4 separate regions of the Mus musculus genome follow, and regions 1, 2 and 4 are each linked to region 3. A link is a loop called in an ENCODE intact Hi-C map of the cell type or tissue named here. Cell type or tissue: heart. All regions are shown on one strand. Region 1 overlaps Agfg2 (ArfGAP with FG repeats 2). Region 2 has its middle 4.2 kb from the start of Gnb2. Region 3 overlaps Tfr2 (transferrin receptor 2). Region 4 has its middle 5.5 kb from the start of Gigyf1.

Evidence for each region. Peaks named below come from ENCODE experiments on the same cell type or tissue, not always from the same donor. Only the 100,000 strongest peaks of a DNase experiment are listed, where the experiment ranks them.
Region 1: a loop joins it to region 3, with 7 times the contacts of the local background. A loop is called at or near these places in 12 of 42 quality-filtered maps.
Region 2: it touches region 3 in a loop (2.3-fold over the local background); 5 of 42 quality-filtered maps call a loop at or near these places.
Region 4: a loop joins it to region 3, with 2.1 times the contacts of the local background. A loop is called at or near these places in 6 of 42 quality-filtered maps.

What each region holds. Positions count from the first base shown.
Region 1 is chr5:137,650,543-137,654,542 of GRCm38, reverse strand. It overlaps Agfg2 (ArfGAP with FG repeats 2), which reads left to right. Exons shown (of 12, transcript NM_178162.3): 10 at 652-780; 11 at 2,028-2,113; 12 at 2,721-4,000. The coding sequence ends at 2,774. Among named protein-coding and RNA genes, the nearest start is that of Irs3, 6.8 kb to the right of the region's middle. In heart, a CTCF peak has its summit at 1,865 (motif pointing right); a DNase peak (open chromatin) is centred at 1,865; H3K27ac peaks cover 573 bases.
Region 2 is chr5:137,535,543-137,539,542 of GRCm38, reverse strand. No RefSeq gene overlaps it. Among named protein-coding and RNA genes, the nearest start is that of Gnb2, 4.2 kb to the right of the region's middle. In heart, no CTCF peak of the experiment used is centred here; no DNase peak of the experiment used is centred here.
Region 3 is chr5:137,583,420-137,587,419 of GRCm38, reverse strand. Tfr2 (transferrin receptor 2) reads right to left here. Exons shown (of 20, transcript NM_015799.4): 18 at 3,788-4,000; 19 at 3,354-3,494; 20 at 1-591. The coding sequence ends at 316. Among named protein-coding and RNA genes, the nearest start is that of Mospd3, 15 kb to the left of the region's middle. In heart, a CTCF peak has its summit at 2,212 (motif pointing left); DNase peaks (open chromatin) are centred at 2,219 and 3,549; H3K4me3 peaks cover 1,035 bases; H3K27ac peaks cover 661 bases; H3K27me3 peaks cover 1,710 bases.
Region 4 is chr5:137,511,429-137,515,428 of GRCm38, reverse strand. It overlaps a transcript of Gigyf1 not described here. Among named protein-coding and RNA genes, the nearest start is that of Gigyf1, 5.5 kb to the left of the region's middle. In heart, a CTCF peak has its summit at 1,983 (motif pointing left); no DNase peak of the experiment used is centred here; H3K4me3 peaks cover 1,193 bases; H3K27ac peaks cover 215 bases.

The DNA.
Region 1 (4,000 bases), 67 kb before region 3:
TTATTCCCCGTCCTTGTTAGTCAGCAAGGCCTTGTAGTTCCTTGCCCTGGGCCCTCCACAGCCTCTATTGTCCCTTAAACTCCTCAACTCCTGTTAGCTCGATGGGGACTCAGGCTGAGGAGACAGGAGGTCGCCTAGAGCAGAGTCACACGCATGCGCGCATACACACACACACACACACACACACACACACACACACACACACACGGCCTCGCTCCATCAGCTTATGGTGGCCCAGTGAGATGGGTCCCATGCCCATTTTAGGGAATAAAGCAGATCTGGGCATGAAGGCACAGAGCTGTCATCCAGCACTGGGAAGCTAGGCCATCCTTAGCTACATAGTGAGCTCAAGGACAGCTTGGGCTTACGTGAGACCCTGCCTCATAAGGGGGAAGGACACCGGGAGAGAGAATCAATGAGAGCTGACATAGCGAGGGGTCATAAGTCCCCTTATCTGTGGGCCCAGTTCTGCATGGTTCACGAGCACTGCACCCTTCAAGCCAGGCGCCCCAGGAGCATGGCGATCACAGGCTTATAGGGCTTCCCACTGTGGGAAAAGTGACCCCACTTTCTATATGGGGAGGTTAAGGTGGGAAAATGTCAGCTCATCTGCCTGAAGTCTGTTTGAGCCTCCCCTCTCTCGCTCCACAGGGCCTGGCTTTGGGATGAGCAGTGTTCGGCCTGGCCTTCTCCAGCCAGTGCCACCCTCCGGGGCCTTTGCCAGTCCCTTCTCTGCACCCGTGTTCCCCACACAGGCTGGACTGGCCGACCAGCAGAATGGTAAGAGGACCGGGTATGAGCCCCTCTTTCCTCCGCATATCCCCACTGTACATCTGGACAGTGCAGCCTCCGAAGACTGTGTGTGATCTGTTCCAGGAACCCCACCCCCACCCCGCATGCACACCGGACTCCATAGATAACTCATGCAGTTCACGTGAACGGCATTGCATTTACACAGAAACTGTGCACACCAAGTGCGCAAGTGCATTGATTTATCCCAGCAATCAAGAGGCTGAGACAAGTGCAAGGCCTGCCGGGAAGGCTCACATAGTGGAAAGAGGGCGGGAGTTGGAGCTCACTGTAGAGTTTGCCTGGCACCATTGACACTGAGTTCCAGCCCCAGTCCAATAAAGAAGGCAGGAGCCTATACACACCCCTCTCTCTCCATATGCATACCCTTTTTAAAAGGAATTTTATTTGGTATGTGTGGGTGTTTTGGCTGCAAGATGTGAACCTTGGTCCTCTGGAAGAGTGGGCTGTGGTTTTAAGTGTGGAGCCATCTCGCCAGCCTTCGCCTGTTTTGTTTAACATTTGTGTGTGTGTGTTTGGGTGAACATGGCATAGCACTGCCATGAAGGTCAAGACAACTTGTGATAAGTCAGGTCCCTCCTTCTAGCGCGGGGGTCCTGGGTATCAAACTCAGGTCATCAGGTTGGCAGAAGCCTTTACCACTGATCCACCTTGCCAGCCCCTGTTTACCTTCTCTTATTTTTTTTGTTTTGTTTTGAGATAGGTTTGCAGTGTGTAGCCCAGGCTAGCCTTGAATTCCTGATCCTCCCAGCTTGCCGGGTGCTGGGGTTAAACATGACACTATGCTTGGCTGTTTATAATCTTTTGTTTTTGTTTTTTTCCAAGACAGGGTTTCTCTGTGTAGCCCTGGCTATCCTGGAACTCACTCTGTAGACCAGGCTGGCCTTGCTTGGGTTAAAGGCCTGGGCCACCACTGCCAGGCCGGAATATTTTTAAGGATTTGTTTTCAGCCTACTCTTCTTGACCCTTAAGAAGACAGTTTACAGGGGGTGGGGCGCTGGTTGCCTGTACAGATGGAGAGTTGACCTAGTTCCCTTTCTGACCAGTAGGGGGCCCAGAGGAGCTGCAGAGCTACCTCTGTCTCCTGATGGCTCCATACTTTTCTAAGGAGAATTCTGGAAGGATCCCTCTTGGGTGCTCCCTGGGAATGTAGCAAGCTGCTCTCCTTCAGGAAGGTGAGAGACACAGTCAACCAAATTATTGTCCTTGTCTCCCAGGATCTTCCTTTGGCGACTTGGGGACCTCTAAGCTGGGGCAGAGGCCACTGAGCCAGCCGGCTGGGATCTCTACCAATCCTTTCATGGTAAGCACTGCACTGTGACATTGGAGACACACAGATCTTTCCAGAAGGTGGTAATGTGGGGTATAACTAAGACCCCTTCCTGGAGTGCATGTGTGTGTACCCATGCACTCACAGAGGCCAGAGGAGGACTTCCGGTGGCCTTCCCTATCACGCTCCACCTGACATAGGGCCTCTCATGGAACCTGGAACTAGTCTGGTGGCTGGTGAACCCCAGGGGTTCTCCGGTCTCTGTCCCTCGAGGGACACCGAGGTTGTAGGTGCACATGAGACCACCCCAGCTTTATATGGGTGCTGAGGATTCAAGATTAGGTACCCATGAAGCCAGTACACACACACAGCCCACCTCCTCCCTTTTTTTGAGACTGAGTCGCATTGTGTACCCCAGGCTAGGCTGAAACTCAGGCTCCTCCTGCCTCAGACATCTGAGTGCTGAGATCTCAGGTGTGTCCATCCACACCCAGCTCCCAGGCCCCACTCAGTCCCTCACTCCCTTCAGTGTCCCCTAATCTCCCTTACTGTCTGTTTCTCGAGTGGTGACGTTGGGTGGTCTCCAGCAGTTTCCCTCCCCGCCCCGCTAATCTAGTAACCTTTTGCTGTCTCTTTGCAGACTGGATCCTCAGCGTTTGCCTCCAAACCTCCAACCACAAACCCATTCTTGTAGCACTGTGTCATTGGGGGAAGAAGGGGCTCTCCCCTCCTGGGGGTGTGGGGAACAACTTCTACTTCTGCACCCCTCAGAGCTCTGGTGACCATTTGCCTGTGGGGCATTTCTGTGGGTCTGAGGCTGGGATTGGGCCTGGGTTGCGGGGCTTCTGGATCTGGGAAGAGGGGAGGTTTAGAAGTGTGACTTGGAGATGACTCAGACTCTAGCCTCCTGGTCTGCCGCCCAGGGGCTTCCTCTTCCTTGCTGGACACCTACCCAGGAAGAAGCCCACAAGGAGCAAAGATACTCTCACCAGGAGACCCCATAGTGGTGTATTTCTGTCAGATTATTAATTATGAAGACAGTCTTCGATCCTGTCCCTCCTGGCCTGTGGGGAGAGAAGCTAGGCACAGCCCCAGCCGCAACTTCCTCCACACCCAACCTTCCAAAGCTGCCGCTGTCCTCCCAGATGGAAGCAAAGCTCGAATGTAGGGTAAAGATGAGGCCTGGTGTTGAAAGCCACCAGATAGCCCTGGGACTGCGGAGCTTCTGGTGTCTAGTGTTTTTGTTTGCCAGGCTCGGCCACACCCACTTCTCTCCACCTCAGTTCTTCCTAGCTGCCCCCTCATCTTGTCCGTCAGGGTGGGGGAGTTTGACCTACAGAGTATGCGTGCCCGCCTCCTGTCAAGCACTTTAGTTAGCCCTGTCATGTTTGGATACCAGTGTTTTATATTTATAAATAGAGACTTTTCTAATATAGCCTATTATATACATAAATAAATATATATATGCATACACATATGTAAACAGATAAACACCGCTGGCCATTCTTTTTCTCCTAGACAACCCTTGAACTTGGGGGACTTGGGTAGGAGGATCACAAGTTCAAGACTAGCCTGGACAATTTTGGGACCCTCCGTCTCAAAGGAAGAAAAAAAAAAAAAACAAAACGATAAAAAGTAAAAACAGAGAACTCAGGATGTAGTTCAGTGGTAGAGCACTTGTCTAGACTCCTCCTGGGAACTTGAAGAATAGGGTAACTCCTGCCTGTGCCTGGATAATCAAACCCGGAGCCCCAGGGCTCAGGGGAGGACAACCAAGTGTCCTGACGCTTTCCACAATACACACGAGAAGGGGTACCCCAGAGGCTAGGCTTTTCCAATGAAAAGTCTGCGATTGGCTGGGGAGTTTGGTTTTTTTTTTTTTTTTTTCTTCTTTTTTCCACATTCCTCCCTCTGTTCTCA
Region 2 (4,000 bases), 48 kb after region 3:
AGACTAGAGAGCTAAGTGGGGAAGGGGCCCAAGAAGATGGTGCAGTCTGTAAAAGTGCCTGACACACAAGCATAAGGACTGGAGTTCCGATCTCTGGCACCCACAGCAAGATGCCAGGTATGCTGGCACAGGTGTCAGGTGTGCTGGCACAGGTGTCAGGTATGCTGGCACAGGTCTGGACTCTGCACTGGGAAAGGGAATTGCAAGAGGAGACAGCAGGTGTCTGAAAGTCACTAGCCAGACAGCCTAGCCAATTAGTGGACTCCAGATTCATTGAAATAACCCTGTCTCAACAAATAAGGTAGACAGTAGTAGAGGAAGACATGAGCCTTTGAGCTGTCGCCTCTGTCTCCATGCATGTGAGCCTACACCCACATGTACATACCCTCACAGCCACATTCATATCTGTCTGTCTATCTCTGTCTGTCTGTCTGTCTGTCTGTCTGTCTCTATATCTATCTATCTATCTATCTATCTATCTATCTATCTATCTATCTCTGTCTGTCTCTGTCTATATTTGTCTGTCTCTCTACCTCTGTCTGTCTCTGTCTCTCTATCTCTGTTTGTCTCTCTGTCTCTGTTTATCTCACTCTGTCTCTATTTCTGTCTGTCTGCCTGTCCCTCGTGTGTCTCTCTCTCACACACACACACGCACACACACTTGACAAAACCAATAAATAAATATTCCAATAGGCAACACTAATTGTACCCAGTGGGGTACAGAAAAACACACGAAAAGAGAACAAAGGGAGAATGTTGGGGGCACGAAGAAGGGGAAGGCAGGGGTCAGAGTGAATATGATTAAGATACTTTAGTGTTTAACTAAAAATCATGAATAAAATAAAATTTAAAAGTAGTGTTCAGCTGGCAAGATGACTCAGTGGGCTTAAGGGGCTCACTGACACTTCAGACAATGCGAATTCCAGTCCTGGGACCTACCTGGGAGAAGGAGAGAGCTGATTCCTGCAAGTTGTCCTCTGACTTCCACATGTGCACATGGCCAGCGTGTGCCTGCACTCACACCTACACATCAGAAACACACACAGCATAATAATAAACAAAATGAAATAGTAACTGAAGTGTGTGTGTGTGTGGGGGCGCAGTGTAGGTAGTGGAAGTAAAAGCAGACCATTACAGAAAGAGATTTTGTATGTGTGTGTGTGCATGCTTGTGTGTATGTGTGTGTACCTGTGTATATTGTGTTTGTGTGTGTATGTATGTATGTGTATATGTCTGTATGTGCATGTATATGTATATTTGTGTGTGTTTGTTTGTGTGTGTGTATATACAGATACCATAGAATGTGTATGAGACCAGAGGACATCTTGCAAGAGTTGGTTCTCTCCTTCTACCATGTGGATGCCAGGAGCCAAGAGGAGGCTTGGCACTAAGTGCCTTTATCCCCTGAGCAATCTTGCCATCCCCAAAGGAGGAAGAGATCTTAATGGAGGGAGTCAGGGGAGGAAGAGGAAAATGGAATTCATGTGACCTGAAGCAGAAGGGAGAATTATTTGAGGGAAGAAAAGGAACTAACAAAAGAGGAGGAGAAGAGGGTGGGCAAGGGCAGCAGGGTAGGGGGATGGGCTGAGTGGGGAGTGTCAGGACAACACCCATCACTTCGGATGTTGACTTTAAGAATTAACTTAAAACTTGTTAAAGGGGGGAAAAAAGCAAATTACTTCAAGCATGATAGCATATGTCTGTAATCCCAATGTTCCGGAGGCTGACGCAGGAAGATCAAGGAAGATCAAGAGTTCAAGGCCAGCCTGGGCTACATAGTGAACCCCTATTCAAATGCACACACACACACACACACACACACTTGTCCAGATGTGAGACCAATGACAGATCATAGAAACAAGCCCCTCCCCCAGGGGGCTGGGAAGACAGCTCCAACAGGAAGCATGAGGACCCCATTTTGATCCCTAAAAGGCACGTGGAAAAGCCAGGCATGGTGGTATGCGTTTAGAAAGCTCAGCACTGGAGAGGTGGAGGCAGGAGGATGCCTGCACTCACTGGGCAGCCAGCCATACTGAAGTATTGAGTTTCAGGTCAATCAGATACAAGGTGAGAGGCCTGTGAGATAAGCCTTTGGGTCCAAACGCTGGCTATGGAAGGGTGAAGAGCTGAGTTTGCAATGTAAGCACTCCTGTAAAACAAACAAACAAACAAACAAACAAACAAACAAACACGGGGAGTCCACATGTGTGCACCTGAGGCTCCAGCACTGTGGGAGGCAAAGACGGGAAGACCTCTGGGGTTTGGTGGCTGCCAGCCTCGCTCTAGGTTCAGTGAAAGACCCTGTCTCAAAGGAATATAATGAAGGGTAACAGAGCAGGACACCTGACACCACTCTGCCCTCCATGGGGGCATAAGCATCAGGGCACACACACACACACACACACACACACGCACACGCACACGCACGCATGCAAAGAAAGGAATAAAACTAAAGTAGATGGTGTCCTAAGGAACAACATCCAAGGTCTTCACAAATTTGTACCCACATTCCTGCCTACCTGTACCCACATACACACAGACACACAGAAAAAAGCAACTTGGGCCAGATGTGCTGGCACACACCTTCAATCCCAGCACTCAGGTGGCAGAACAGATCTCTATGAGTTGGAGGGCAGCCTGGTCTACAGAGCAAGTTCCAGGACTGCCAGGGCTACACAGAGAGACCTGTCTCAACCCCCCTGCCGACACGTCCCCCACCCCATGCTCACAAAGTAGCGCGTTTGGAGGAGCTCCTCCAGAGAGTCTTCTCTCACCAGCAGTTGTGAGCTGCTTATATAAGCTTGGGGAGGGGTTTTGTGGGGCGTGTAAGTTTCAGAAGTGCCCTGAGCCTTGCAGGTTTCCTTAGCTTCCTTGGTCGTATGAGCCTCCCTCCACCCTCCTGAAGGGAATGTTTCTATTTGGAGGGCATAGCTATACAGTTCTACTCCAAGTCTCCTCTCAACCCCTTGCAAACAGTGTAGACCAGGCTCCTGGTGGCCTGTGTAGCTCAGCCCCAAGCACACATTGCAGAGAAGTCTTGGTTCATCTGTCTGCAGCACTGAACAACTATCCTTTTGTGGTCCCCACTGAGGACATTTCTGGATTCCAGAACTCCACATTCTCCTGATTTTCTGCAGCTCTCTGGCTTCTGCTTTGGCAATCTGGACACTGCCTGACCTCTAAATGCTGGAGTTCCTTAGAGTTTGGTCTTTGGCCATTTTGTCTCTTCCCTGATTTTTTTTAATGACTTCATCTGCTTAAATGTGCCACTCAGTCTTGGGGCTCTATTCCAAGCCAGATCTCTGCACTGAACCCTAGACCACCTTCTGCACAACCCAGTAGACATTTTGGCACCTCAAATCTAAAGCTCTTACCTTCCTCCTTGAGATGCAGTGTGTTCCCTGCTGCAGTGGAGAGAGAGAGACAGAGAATGAATCCAGCCCCGTGACTGTTAATCTTGATTGTCAACTTGATAAGAGTTAGGATCACCTAGGCAACGTGTTTTTAGGTGTGTCCGAAAGGGTCTTTCTGGAAAGACTTAGTGGAGGTGGGAAGACCCACTTTGAGTGTGGGAGGCACCATGGCTTCACCTGAGGCTCTGGACTAAATAAAAAAAGGAGAAAGAAAGCCGGCCGAGCACCAGTGTTCCTCTCTGTTTTCTGACTGTGTATAAGCAATTGTGACCAGTTCACATGCCTCTGCTATTGAGCTCTCTCCACCAAGGTAGACTGTATCCCCTCAAACTGCGAGCCTGAATGAACCCTTCCTTAAGTTGCTTCTGTTATAAAAAGCAAGGCAATCAATCCAGAGCATGGACACTTGTTGTATTTCCATGCCTGGCTTCGATCTTTCTTCTCTGTAAACCACAGGCTCCTTGCAAGGTATGCAGCTATCCTCCGGGAGTAGGATAACGTCTGTACATTACTGGGGCTCAGTGAATATTGCTGGATGAGCTAAACCAGGGAAACTCGTTAACACTGAAACCAGCCTGAGGAGGATG
Region 3 (4,000 bases):
CATACCGTAGCTCATGTGTCATAAAATAATGACGCTGTCCATCTCACTCTCTAAGAGAGCTGATCAGATCCCAGCATCTAGATAGTCTCTAGATATGGGGAACTTTGCTCCTGAAGACAGAAGGGCCTGTGATGGGAAGAAAACCGCTTTCTGGGTAAGCAACGGCATGACAACCACACTGAGAAAATATGGCGCACCAGCATTGCAGGACCAAGGGTGTTAAGAATAGGTTACAATCTCAGGCACCTCCTTTGCCTGCACCACTCAAAGAGGGAGAAAGGAGAATCACGTGGGGCCCATGGAGGGCTTTTGGCTTCAAAAGTTATTGTCAATGTTCCAAACGTCGCCACTGAGAGCGTTGGCTGCCCCCTGCAGTGTCCAGGTGAGCAGCGCCAGCTGGCGCCGGAAGCGACTCTCCTGGAAGCCCAGACCTGCTGTCAACCGGGAAGAGGCGGCTCCTGAGCCATCGGCGCGCAGCATCCGCAGGTGGTCTACCAGGGCACCCAAAGTGTGGTCGCCTTGGCCTAGGAAAATGTGGCGGAATGGGGAGTCGGCTGGCGACACATACTGGGACAGGAAGTAGAACTCCACCTGCACGGAAAAAGTGAAAACAGGTCTAGATGTCAAGATGTCTGCTGCGGAAAGCTTCAGTCACTCTTCCCTCCAACAGATCCTAATTCACCCTGAGGCCCTAGGGCCTGCTTCACAAATAGGGTTCCACAGCTTCGTCCAGGCCTACCTCCCTTAAGCTGTCCAATTAGGAAGACTCATCACGTGACGTCATCAGGAGCCAGGGTTCTAATCCTTCCTCGCCTGCCTTTCTTTCTTTTTTAGATTTATTATTCTGTGTACTACGAGTGTCTTGCGTGTATGTGTGTGCCTCGCATACAGGCCTGGTGCCAGCAGAGGTCAAAAGAAGGTGTCAGATCCCCTGGGACTAGAGTGGCAGAGAATGTGTCTGGCATAAAAGCCCGTCTCTTGTGTGTGTGCATGCATGTGTGTGGAGACCAAGGTCAGCAGCTGGTAAGCCTTCCTCAGTCACTTTCCACATTATTTTTGAGACAGCATCTCTCACTGAACCTGGAACTTGCCAATTTGGCTAAACTAGTTAGCCAGTGAGCTCTGGGCTTCTCTGCCTCCAAAGTCTAAGGTCCAGGCATCCACCAGTGAGCCTGGCTTTTTACATGGGAACTGATGCTTCAAATTCAAGACTTCATGCTTATACAGCAGACTCTTTACCAACTGAGCCCCCCCCCCTTTTTTAAATCCCTGTTCGTTTGTTTTTCTTTGAAACAAAGACTCACTGTGGTAGTCCAGGCAGTGCAGACCAGACTGGCCTCAAGCTCGCCATTCTCTTGATTCAGCCTCAGGAGATCTGAGACTGTGGATTTATTTACAGGTGTGCACCTCCACACGACCCCCCACCTCGCTTACACCTTTAAAAATATCTGTTCGACAGTCCACATGTGCCCATGGTTTCAAACAGAATCTCAGAGGGTACAGCTTCCAACTCACGTTGCCAAATCTTTCGTAAGATCCTGCCCTACAGAATTAGGGGGTATCTTGAAAAGCCTCACTCTCTCACATGCCAGCATCACCTTCTTAAACATGAGTTCCGGAGGCTGGGGATGTGACTTAGTGGTAGAACATGATTCCTGGGTTCCTGGGTTCCTTAATAACCCTCCGCCCCCCAGACAGTGTCTCATCATGTAGCCAAGGCTAGTTGTCTTAGCCTCCCGAGTGGAATCCAGGATTTCGTGCATACCAGAAAGCACGCCATCAACTGAACTGCAGCCTCAGTCCGTCCCCCCCCCTCTTTCTCCTCCTTTCTTTTTCTGTCCCTCCTTCCTTTCCCTATCCCATCTTTCTCTTTCGTGATATTGAGCACAGGCTATGGGAGCAGAGTCCCTCATCTTTAATTTTGACTCCATCATTTACTGCCTGTGTGATACTGGGTATGTTACTTCGTTTCTTTGAGCCTACACTGCTACCAACCTCTCAGCATCGCAGGAAGTCCTGCTGTTGCATAAAATAAAATAAAATAAAATAAAATAAAATAAAATAAAATATTGGCCCCTGGTAGCGCTCTACAAAAGCCAGCTACTATTATTATTATTGAACGCCTCTTTCAACATCCTGCCTGTGCAGGTTTCCTACTCCCGGTTTAGGGAGTAGTGCATTTGCGATTACCATCTGTCCAGGCGCCCCCTACAGGCATTTGTTGACACCTGCGACTGGTATGCAGGACAGCAGAAGTTTCCTCCTCAGGCCATTGGTACTCTCTCCAGACTCCTTTCTACATATTCTGTTTTGCCACCTCACCTCCTTGTAAGAAATTTTCGTGACGCCCAGACACTCAAAATCCAAACTCCTGAACCTGGCTTGTAATACCAGTTACTTGGAGAGACAAGTCAGGAGGAGGATCAAAGGTCAAGGTCAGCATGGACTACAAAGTGAGTTCAAGGCTATTTTGGGCAACCAAGCAAACTTTCTCTCAAAATGTGAATGAAAGGTGGGTTGGGGATGTGGCTCAGTGGCAGAGTCCCTGCCTAGAATCCCCCAGTGAGGGCTGGGGGCGTGGCTCAGTGGTACAGCCCCTGCCTAGAATCCCCCAGTGAGTGGCAGGGGGCGTGGCTCAGTGATAGAGCCCCTGCCTAGAATCACCCAGTGAGGGGCTGGGGGCGTGGCTCAGTGGTAGAGCACCTGCCTAGAATCCCCCAGTGAGGGGCTGGGGGCGTGGCTCAGTGGTAAAGCACTTGTTTGACATGCACAATACTCTGATTTTATCCCAGCCCCTCCCACCTCAAGCCCACAAAAATCCCAAATTTCTTCAACTATTTAAAGGTTCCCCCCAACTGGTCCCTGATCCACTGTTCAGTTCTCCACGTGATCTCTGTTCTGGCTTTGATGATCCATGCGCAGCTCCCAAGAAAGGCCAGGTCTATTTCCCTGCCTTACCCTCCACCCTGAAAAGACCTCTTTTCCTTGCATCAACTCATGTTTTGCCTGTCTTTCAAGACCCAAGCCACACAGTCTAAAGTAAGAGGTCTGGAACTTTTTTTTCTGCAAAAATCCATGGAACAAATATTTTAGGCTTTGCAGGTTAAACAGCAGACAGCAAAGAGTCAGGTCCTTACTATACATTTCATCACCTGGCAAGGGCTTGTGAAAGTGACAGGTCAGGTTTTCTAGCCTGGCTGGTTTATGAACCCTGAATATCCGGTATCATACACCCAGAACAGAGGGATAGAGCAGCCAACAGAAAGCGTCGGGGCGGAATGCTTTACAAATGCCAGGTCCTGGGATAAGGGACCACCAGGCCAGAAGGGGGCGGGCGGGGGGCCGGGTCTCACCCTCATGATGCGCACGTTGTACATGCGCATCAGACGCTCATCGTTCCGCTCCGAGCTGTAAATCTCCTTCCGCAGCTTTTCCGCCGCACGGATGTAGTCCCCCCTTGCAGAGTACACCCACTGCAGGGTCAGCCCGCGCTCCTGTGGGCGAGGCAGAGTCTAAGATTGACAGATTGGTGCCAGCACCAATATGGGTGGGGTCAAAGCGCAAAAGAGAAAGGGAACCGGATACATGGGGGATCACCGGGCCTATGAGGTTTGGGAGGCAGATCCCAGGGATGTGGCGTCGTACTGGATGTGTCCTCGAGGATTAGGCGACTGGAGGTTTAAGTAAAAGGGGCTGATTGGAGGGCAGGGCTGGGGAGAGGAGAAGCCAGGCACCCCCTAGTTATGAAGAACCCCTGCAGACTGGGAGCGGGATTGGCATCTTGGACCTTGAGGTCCCCAGAGAACTCATTGAGGTTGCCGATGTGCCTGAGAACCACGTCTCCATAGCGGCCGAAGTCTAGCGGCAGTAGGTGATCGTGGCTCAGTCGGATGAGGAGCTGGCCCGCGAGCTGAGCCACTGCCTGGACCACGGCGGGCAGGCGACCTCGCAGCATCTTGTGCAGATTCTCATATGTGTCCTCCTTCGTGTGCAGGAATGG
Region 4 (4,000 bases), 72 kb after region 3:
AGGGAGATGGGAGGTGAAGCAGGAGCACCCCTTGGGGCTCATGGACCAATTAGATGAACGAAACCCCAAGAGGCTGCGTCTCAAACAAGGTAGGAGGACTAACAGCCAAGGTTGTCCTCTGCCACCACATGTGTGCACTCTCACACGGATATATTCACAAAGATTAAACAGCAGTAAGTTAGACATCAAGAGAGAAAGATAACACCAACCTGTGGTCTTTACACACTTAGATGCACTTGTGAGCACAGCAAAGCTTTAGAGGAGCCACTGTGGGGCCAAGCTCATACTCAAGCTTTCCCTAGTCTGAACCAAGAACCCACACACCCTGCCTGCACAACTGCAAAGTGACAGTCTGGGACCTGCTCAGTTACCCTGCTAGTGGATCAGACACTGGTCTGAGTGCAGAGAGACTGCCCGGGAGGAGACATCGATGGTGTGTCTCACCCTCACCTTTTGGCACCCCTCCCGCCCTTCATGAAGCTGCCCTGGTTGGAAATAGTAAGGAGAGGTGGGCTGATAATACAGATCAGCCTGGTGGAGGCACTTGCTGCCAAGTCTGACCACCTAGGTTTGGTCCCTTAGAATCCACATAGGAAGAAGGGAACCAACATGTGTCCTCAGACCTCCACATGCATGCCATGGCGCACGTGTACCCCGCCCCCCACGCACTAAGCAGGAGTGGGGGGAGTGCACAGGATGATGATGACGATGACAATGACATCCTTAATTTACAAAGAGAAAAGTAAAAGCACAGCAGCACTGCAGAGGCAGGACAGGCCCAGGGGAACACGGACAAGCTCCGAGGCGCTAAACCAGCCCGATAAAGGGCTCAGCGCCAGCCACTGGGCAGCCCTGGGCTTCTTCCCCACACTGAAGGGACCTAGCAAGCAGCAGGCAGTCTACCATGTGGTTTCTACCCGGGCCACAAGTAGGTCTCTGCCCTGTGTGCTGCCTGAAGCCAAGGGCTCTTGGCTGAGGACTCTTGCTCCCTGCTCCCTGAGGAATATGGGCAATGACTGTAGACAGCTCAGGCTGAGCAGAAGGAAGGATGCTATTGGCTTCTAGCAGGTAGAGACCAGGGATGCTGTGGGCTGGCTTACAAGCCACAGGACAGCCCCACATACAGAAGCATACATACATATGACAGGCTCAGTAGGAAGAATGTTCGCCTAGCATGCACATGGCCTTGGGTTCAATCCCCAGCACTTCAAACCAGGCAGGCAGCCCAGGCAGGCAGCAGAGGCAGGCAGCAGAGGCAGGCCTGTCAAGTGGCATGTGGCCAGGTGCAGACAGGTGGACTGAGATGCCCTCAATGACAAGACTGAGAAACCCTCCTCTATCCACAAGCCCAGGTCGAGTCACCGCAGTGTTCGAAAGAAGCAGCTATGCCTAAGCCCCCTTGCCCCTCGGCAGCAAGGAAAGGGTTCTCTCATCACACTGTCCCGTGAGAAAATTCAAAGTCCTGCCAGAAAGGAAGTCCCGGGGAAAAGAATAGATTAAAAAACAAACAGCATCATGTTGGTGAAACAGCTCCGCTGATAAAGATGCTCGTGGCCAAATCTAATGACCGGAGTTTGATTCTTAGGACCTACACCGTGGAAAGAGAGAACCAACTCCTCCAAGCTGTGTCACCCCAACAAAATATCACGGGACATGCTTACACACACGGGACATGCTTACACACACAGGACATGCTTACACACACGCACGCATGCCCGCAGACACACACTGTAATTTAAAAATGACGGGGGAAAAATCAAAGCCTAAGATTGCCCATCCCAGCTCCTCAGAGGGCATCTGAGGCTCTTTCTAATGAAGACCACCATGGGCAGCAGGGTAGGGACTAGCCTTCCCCACCCCTTTTTACTGACTGCCTAGGCTAGGGGTCCTTTCCACCCAGGCCAACTCAGCCTCTCTCTCTGCCTTGTAAGACCCTTCCCCACAGCCTAGCCCTGGCCTCCCCTAGCCCTTGCTATTGAAAGACTGACCCCTGCTGGAGGCTCAGGCTGGGTCTGGGAGCAGGCAGCCTCTGCTCTGGCTCTCAGAACTCCAAGCACAAGCTGACAACAATTAGGGACAATTCCTCCTTACTCTACCCCTCTCCCAAACTTTGTGCAACTTAAAGCAATGTACCTTAGCAACTTCCTGTACTACGGTTAACAGAGTCAACCCCCCAAATGCCTCACACTCAAAGCAATCACCTAACCACTTTCCCAGGACGAATGGAGATATGCACATACATGTGTGGACATTTATATATACACATACACACATAGAAAATATATCCTCCCTCCATGTGTAGTGGGAGGACGAAGGGCTACAGCCCCCCTCCCCCACCATCTGCAGGGCAGCAGTTACCCCTTCTCTACTTTGAGTCATGGGGACAACCTTAGCTCTTGGCCAATTGTGAACCGACTTCACAGTTTTCAAAGGATTTTCTCGCCTTACCTCATTTGATAAGGGGCAAACTGGAGTTTTGGCCTGGGTGGAAAGGACCCCTAGCCTAGGCAGTCAGTAAAAAGGGGTGGGGAAGGCAACCTTCTGCCAGGTTGCCTAGCTGGGGACTCCAGTACATAGAAAATAAAGTTATACCTCCCCTGACGGGGTGCCCTCAGCATCACCCAAGACAGGTGGCAGGAGTTACCCTGAATGTTCAGCCTCCCTATGTAAGTCTGAAGCTGTTTCTGATTCCTTCCCAGACCTTGGGGCTGATGAACCTAAGGCTGGCCTCAAACACACAGCAGCCCCCCTGCTTCCTGGGTGTTTGCATGGTTTCCATGCCAACATTTTTCTTAGAACTTTTATGTTTTGTGTGTGAGTATGGTGTGCATGGATGTATTTGAATTCACATGCACACACACATATGCACGAACGTAGAATTCTCAGGTTCTGCTGTGTCTTCAGCAGCTTATTTATTGAGGCAGGATCTCTTCGCTGAGGCAGAATACGCTGTTTTGGGTCCTCTTGCAAGAGGGCTTCCCTTTCTGCCGGGGATGCTAGGATGGCTGTGTGCTCAGCTAGCATTTAAGTGGCTCTAGAGATCCAAATTCTGGCCGTCACCCTTGCTCAAGCGCTACAGCCACCAGAGTCCTTTCTTCAGACTTTCAGGTCACCCTCTCTCACCTAAAGCTGAGCTGTTTCTTCTTTTCTCTCTCTCTAACTGTATGATGCTGGGGGGGGGGGGGCACATGCAGGGTCAGTGGACAACTCTGCGGCGTTTGTTCTCTACTCCCACCCAGGAGTGGGTTCTTGGTCAACAGGCTTGCAAACAAGTACCTTGTCCGGCTAAGCCATCTCACCATTGGGCCATGATTCCGATCTCAAATGCCAACAACAGATGTCAAAGGCTAGGGTAAAGTTAGGATCCCTTATTCACTATCCCTACAAAGCACGAACTTGCATCCAGTAGCTGACAAAGCCAGTCAACAAGAGTGAACACACCATAAAAGTGTACTAGAATCCTCATGTGGGAGTCAAGCCCCCTCCCGCCTCCCCTGGCACCCCAGTCAACGGAGAGGAATAATAAGGCAAGTTCCTCCTCAAATCCTCCCCTAACTTGGGATACTGATGTACAAATGATGTATGAAATAAACATTGAGCTGGGCTGGAGAGTGGCTGGCCTGGGGATGCAAAGGAAAATAGTTGGATGGATAGGTACCAGAGCCAACCAGACACTTACTGGTCCTAGATGGGTTGGGGGGCTTAGAGGGTCAATGTCTGCTGGGAATGGGTTTTTCCTAAAAGGGAGCTTTGAGCAGGAAGATGGAGGAGAAGGAAAGAGGGAGGGTGGATGAAGGAAAGATCAGGCCACCAACTATGTATTTAGCATCTCCCAGGCTCAGCACTGCAAACCTGCTTGGGAACTGTAGTAACTATTAGGTCTAAGAGGGGACACAGAGGGGTCTTTCATCTTGAAAAAAAATTAAGAAAAATTCTAGGCAAACCGTGAGGGGCAGTGACCTGCAGCTGTCCCATCGAGCTGGGACATACGGACTGGGAA